Linked DNA regions of Homo sapiens: region 1 is linked to region 2. Evidence: chromatin contacts called from ENCODE POLR2A ChIA-PET data. All regions are on one chromosome and are shown on one strand. Each heading gives the region's core, a stretch centred on a gene start or an enhancer-like site at or near the end of the contact. The rest is flanking DNA. Distances are from core to core; before and after follow the strand shown.

Region 1 (2,700 bases), core at 147-2,646, about 30 Mb after region 2:
GAAACCTAAATCCTAAATATCCAAGTCAATAGCTAGAATCCTGACCACTTTTAGAATTCCACTAGCACCTTTATTCGTATCTTACTTTATTTTTCTTTATATTATTTGACAATCCCTGATATATTTACTCTTCCTTTTTTTATCTGTTTCCTCCATCCTGGATGTTCCAAGAGGACGGGACTTTGAATTTTGCTCAATTCTGTACCCCAGTTTCTGGAAAAGTGCCTGGAACATGGAAGGAATTTAGTAAATATCTGTTGAATAAGTAAATGGATTGGCAATTACAGGGTTTAAAAAAAAAGGTCTAAGAAAATAATTTACTCATATAGATCCAGTCCTGATACAAATGATTTTTTTAGTCTTGCATGGTTACAAATAGATGTCTCTCTTCTAGAAAAACTGAGGCAACCCTTCCGAAATAACTAATTTTAAAAAGTCTCCCTTCCTTTGAACAGACAATTCCAAAGCTCTTCCACAAGGCACAACCAATACAACCCAGGTCATGGCCCTGCAATCCCTCCCTAGTCCTCATGATGTAAGCAATATTACATTAATGTTTACAATAATGTAATTATTAGCAAGAATAATGTAAACATTAATATAGATTACTGTAAATTAATAGTGTAATTAATTACTGTAAATTAACATAAGCATTATTAGATGCAGGAAGACAAGTGAATTTGGGGGCAGTGGCATCTATGAGACATAAATCCTCATCTGCCACAGAAGGAAGTCAACACATACTATCCATAACTGAAAATGCAATAAACAGCAGAAAACACTACTTACTTAAAAATACAGAAACAAGCATTAAATGAAACAGCTTGAAATGTTGAAGGTGGTTACTCTGGGAACCAACACTCCCGGACTGGGAGGACTAGACCAGGGTATGTTTAACTTTGACTTTTTCATTTCAGGCTCGATGCTGCCATTTCTCTGAGCTCGTGGAAAATTTAATCTAAATCTTAATTAGGAGCCTTCTAAGATGGAGAACACATTCATTGCAGAGAGGTCAGGCTCAAATACACGTCTATCACAACATCTAAAACTTAACTCGGAAAAAACCTCCACGATTTTAAATACAAAGCACTGCACATGCACGCACTCAACACCTCTCCTTCTTTCCCCATGGTCAACACACCCACAACCCCTGCACATTTACCAATCTACACAACTGAGCACTGGAGCGAATGAGGTGAGTGAGGGCCCAGAAAGTTGAAGCAGGAACGATCCGAGCCTTCAGTTAATCCTAACGTCACCTCTAACGTTTGGGGTAAGAACGTTTCAGGAAACCAAGGGGGAACCAACGCTCAGCACAGCAGAGAAAGACACCAAGCTACGGGACCCGCCGCGCCTCCCGCGCCGGGGTGGAGCTGACCCCGCCGAGCCCCGCCCCAGCCTGCGTCTGCCAATGATCCAGGAGCCGCTCCTTTCCACTCGGGAAACCTTCAGAGGAGTCTCAGAAAGGACACGGCTGGCTGCTTTTCTCAGCGCCGAAGCCGCGCCATGCTCGTCCTCAGAAGCGCCCTGACTCGGGCGCTGGCCTCACGGACGCTGGCGCCTCAGGTACCGGCCACGGGGGTACCCAAGCCTTCACCCGACGGGAGGGGAGGGGCGGGGCGGGGAGTGTTCCGGGTACGTGCGAGCAATGCGCATGCGCTCTCCGCCACGCGCGCCCAGACCTGGGGCCCCGGTGAGGTTCTAGCGTGAGCCCCGGAACCCCAAGACAGGGGTACCCGGAACGCGCGTGAGGAGGAGGCCGCTGCTAGGGGAATACCCCCAGCCGGGGTCGTCTCGCGGGCAGTGGTGGTCAGAAGGCTTTTCTAGCCTGGATGCCACACCCACCGGGACACTCCCATGGCGCCGGCTGTTTCGTTTTTGCTGCCCAGCTATGTCGCGGCTGCGGCCCAGCGAGCGCTCCCATGTTGTCACCTGGCGCTGTGGAGCCGCGGGTGGAGTCGTAGCTTTCCAAGCCACCGCCCTCTCTAGACATCAGGTTGAAGGAGGGAATTGTCAACCAGCCGCTTGCCACGGAACCGGCCTCCCCCTTTTAAATGAAGCACACAACTTCCGAGCATTTCGCGGAGACCCTTGAAGAGGAGGCCCAGGGTCCCGGTGGGGCTGGACCCTGCCCGCCACCCGCGCTTCGTGTGGTCGCTCCCCCAACCAGGCGGGACCGGAGCCTCCTATCAAACCGGACGATGACAGACAGACTCTTTTAACCTTAGATGAGAAATGGACAAAATGGAGCTTGTGATTCTGCCCTAACTTTCGGGAGTGGCCTATTCTGTGGCTTCAACCTAGAAATTTCTTTTCCTTTTGATGTTTAGGACTTTACTCCTTTCTGAAGGGGCAGGATGGGAAGGGGATTAACCTGTCCTAGAGACAGACTGAGGAGCACTAAAGAAGAGCAGCTCATGTCCATTCACCCCGGGTTAACAATGCAGTTTTTACCCTAATGATTCTCCAGTGGGGCAGGGCCAGGAATGACGTCCTTATGGCATGATTCCAAACTTTAAGTTTTTAGAAATGTCCATCAGTTGTTCTCTTTTAAGTGAAGTGGAGGTCGTTGCTGGTGGGAATGATCCCTAACTTGGAGATAAGGGAGGATGGACGACTCATGATTTCTGCCCTAGCAGCTAAAAGTCATCCCTGCAACAAAATTCTTAACTCCCATCCGGCTCCCCCACCATACCCGGC
Region 2 (2,700 bases), core at 173-2,672:
CCTATTGGCCAGGCTGGTCTCGAACTCCCGACCTCAGGTGATCCACCCGCCGTGGCCTCCCAAAGTCCTGGGATTCCAGGCGTGAGACACCACGCCCCGCCCCCAAATTAATTTTCAATGATACTTTTGCCTAGGATCAGATTTAACACTATGAGTTAAAACAAAGCTTTGACCAAGGTACGGTGGTCCATCCTTTTCTCCAGAAGCTGTACCAGCCGGTAGGACGTTCAATTAATCAATGGCTACCACACTGGTCTCCCTCTAGAAAAAGAACTCTATCCCGAATTCTAGACTAATCATCGTTAAACCCAGGAAGGCCCTCTACACCTTTATCTGTCGTTTGTCTTTGGGCTGAACCTATGCCCTGACGGTCTGCGTTCTCGCCATGCTCACAGCCCGCCACGACCCACGGTCCCGTTTCCCTTTTACGGAGCGCGGCGCTGACGCCGCAAGGCCACTTCTATCGCTCCCGACCACGGTCTGTTTCCCCCTCGCCCAGCCCAGTGCTTTCTGCCCATCGGACTCTCGGGGTGTGCTTCTGGCGGTCGGCGTCCTCTCCCGGAGCGGTGACCCCTTCTTTCAACCCCCTCAGGCGTCTTAACCTACACAAGTCATGAGTGGGAACCGGGGCGTTTTGTGTGTGTGGGGAAAAGGCAAGCCCCTTCGCCCCTCAGCCCACCCGCCCCCAGCCCCTACCTGGCGCGATGCGACCCCCCAGTCTCCCCGCGGGGGTCCTGCGCGCCCCGCCCCGTCGTCGCCACCGCCCCCCGGGAGCCGGGCGCCCGGGAGCTCCTCCCCCGGCCCCGGCAGTACGGGCGGCGGCGGCAGCGGCGGATCGCCTGTCTCCAGACCGTGGTCCTCACGCTCCTGGCCGCTCGGGGCGCTGTTGTCCCCGCTGTCACGGCGCTTGCTGGGCGAAGCCGAGGGCTCTGCCATGGTCCCTGCGTCGATTTTGCGCTTTCGGTGCTGCTCTGGGACGCCGAGGAGCTGCCCAGCATGCGCGACCCCGGGCGGCCGGATCCAGAGAGGCGGTGGCGGCGGCTGCTCAGCGAAGTCGCAAAGCAGGAGCCGCTTCCAAGGCACGTGGAACGTCACCGGCTCGGCCGCACGCCGCTTGGCCATGGGCCCAGAGGCTCGGGCGGAGCCCGCCAGGCGCGGGAGACCGAGTGCCGATAGCTGCGGGGGGCGAAGAGCGAGGACTGAGCGCGTGAGAGAGGGACAGGCCGAAGTCGGGCGAGGAGGCGACAGGACGCTGGAGGGGGTAGGGCGGGGCAGCTCGCGCAGGGCCTAGGGCTGGGGCTCCGGCTCGGAGGCAGCTCCCGCGCTCAGCCCTCGCCGCCGCCGAGATGCGGCCCGGACGTTGAGAAGCAACCGCGAAGCGGCGGAGATTCGAACCTGCGCACAACGTGCGCGCGCGCACTCTGTCTGGCCAGGCGGAGCCGCTGGTTGGTGGAGGCTCGCGGGGCGCGCTCCCGAGCGCCCTCGCGACCGGAAGTGCGCGCTCGGGGGTAGGCGGGAAGGCCGCGGCGGGATTAATTAAAGACCCGATCAAGCGGCCCGCAGAGGGGCGTGACCTTGTTTCCTCAGGAGTGTGGCGGTGGTCTTACTACTATGTTCGTTATAGCGCGGTACGTTCTAGACCCTTCTATAGGAAATTTAAAACCTTTAAAATGTGTATTTCCTTCCTCCAGTCAGTGACCACGGGGGCGTCTCCATGAGATTAAGACAAAGATTATAATAGAGTTCCAGACTATCCTGGGCAACATAGCAAGACCTCGTCTCTACAAAAAATCAAAAATAGGCCAGGCTTGTTGGCCTGCCCCTGTGGTCCCAGCTACTCGGGAGGCTGAGGAGGAAGATTCACTTGAGCCTGGGAGGTGGAGGCTGTAGTGAGCCAGAGATCGCACCACTACACTGCAGCCTGGGCAACAGAGCGAGATGCCGTCTCAAAAAAAAAAAAAAAAAAAAGGAAAAGGATAATACAAGCTTTAAATAAAACTAGTGTTTAAGAAGCTTCACAGTAGGTTGTTATTCAAAACAAAAGACTGAAGGGAGTCTGGGCTGAGGGAAGTAGCTAAAGCTAACAGAAAACACAAATCGAAGTGTATGTTTTGCATGTTTTGCGCAGCTGCTGTGGAAGGTGAAGCAGGCCCTACATTCCTGGAAGATCTCTTGATTAAAAACTTATGGAGGAAGTTACAGACAAAATGTGCAGCTCATCCAAAATAGCTGAGTAGTTGGCAAGAACCAAGCCTGAAGCGCAGCTGTCCTTTCTAACTGAAACCTAAAATTGTTGGGCTCTTAATTAATGTTGGAAGGCTGAGTTCCCTGCTTACTATGGGCGGTGGTCAGATCAAGATTCTATGGCCATTACAGCAAAATAGTGTTGTCAGGTGAAGTGAGGTGGAGACAATTGCAGTATATTTACTATTTTATTATTTTTATTTTTTATTTTGTTTGAGACAGGGTCTCTCTCGGCCACCTAGGCGGGAGTGCAGTGGTGCCATCACGGCTCACTGCAGCCGGGCCCCACTGAGCTCAAGCGATCTCCTGTCTGGGCCTCCCAAAGTGCTTGGTTTATAGGTGTGAGCCACCGCATCTGGTCGTATTTACTATTTTAATAGTTTGATAAAGACAGTAACCAAGTAAGCAGAAATGGAAGGAAGAAAATAAGACTATTACCAGTGCTTTGAAGGGAAA

What was found. ChIA-PET counts read pairs that join two places held with the same protein, here RNA polymerase II (POLR2A).
Region 1: POLR2A ChIA-PET joins it to region 2 with 10 read pairs in OCI-LY7. The contact joins the promoter of NIPSNAP3A here to the promoter of C9orf40 in region 2. POLR2A ChIA-PET finds 5 or more read pairs at or near these places in 2 of 52 experiments (BJ and OCI-LY7).

The regions. Positions count from the first base shown.
Region 1 is chr9:104,746,287-104,748,986 of GRCh38, forward strand. NIPSNAP3A (nipsnap homolog 3A) reads left to right here and starts at 1,397. Exons shown (of 6, transcript NM_015469.3): 1 at 1,397-1,566. The coding sequence starts at 1,507. LOC107987105 (a long non-coding RNA gene) reads right to left here and starts at 1,353. Exons shown (of 5, transcript XR_007061705.1): 1 at 1,163-1,353. RefSeq lists a silencer at 1,291-1,380 and an enhancer at 1,801-1,960.
Region 2 is chr9:74,951,490-74,954,189 of GRCh38, forward strand. It overlaps C9orf40 (chromosome 9 open reading frame 40), which reads right to left and starts at 1,423. Exons shown (of 2, transcript NM_017998.3): 1 at 697-1,423. The coding sequence starts at 1,122. CARNMT1-AS1 (CARNMT1 antisense RNA 1) reads left to right here and starts at 1,476. Exons shown (of 5, transcript NR_121183.1): 1 at 1,476-1,628. RefSeq lists an enhancer at 315-384 and silencers at 715-924, 1,195-1,404.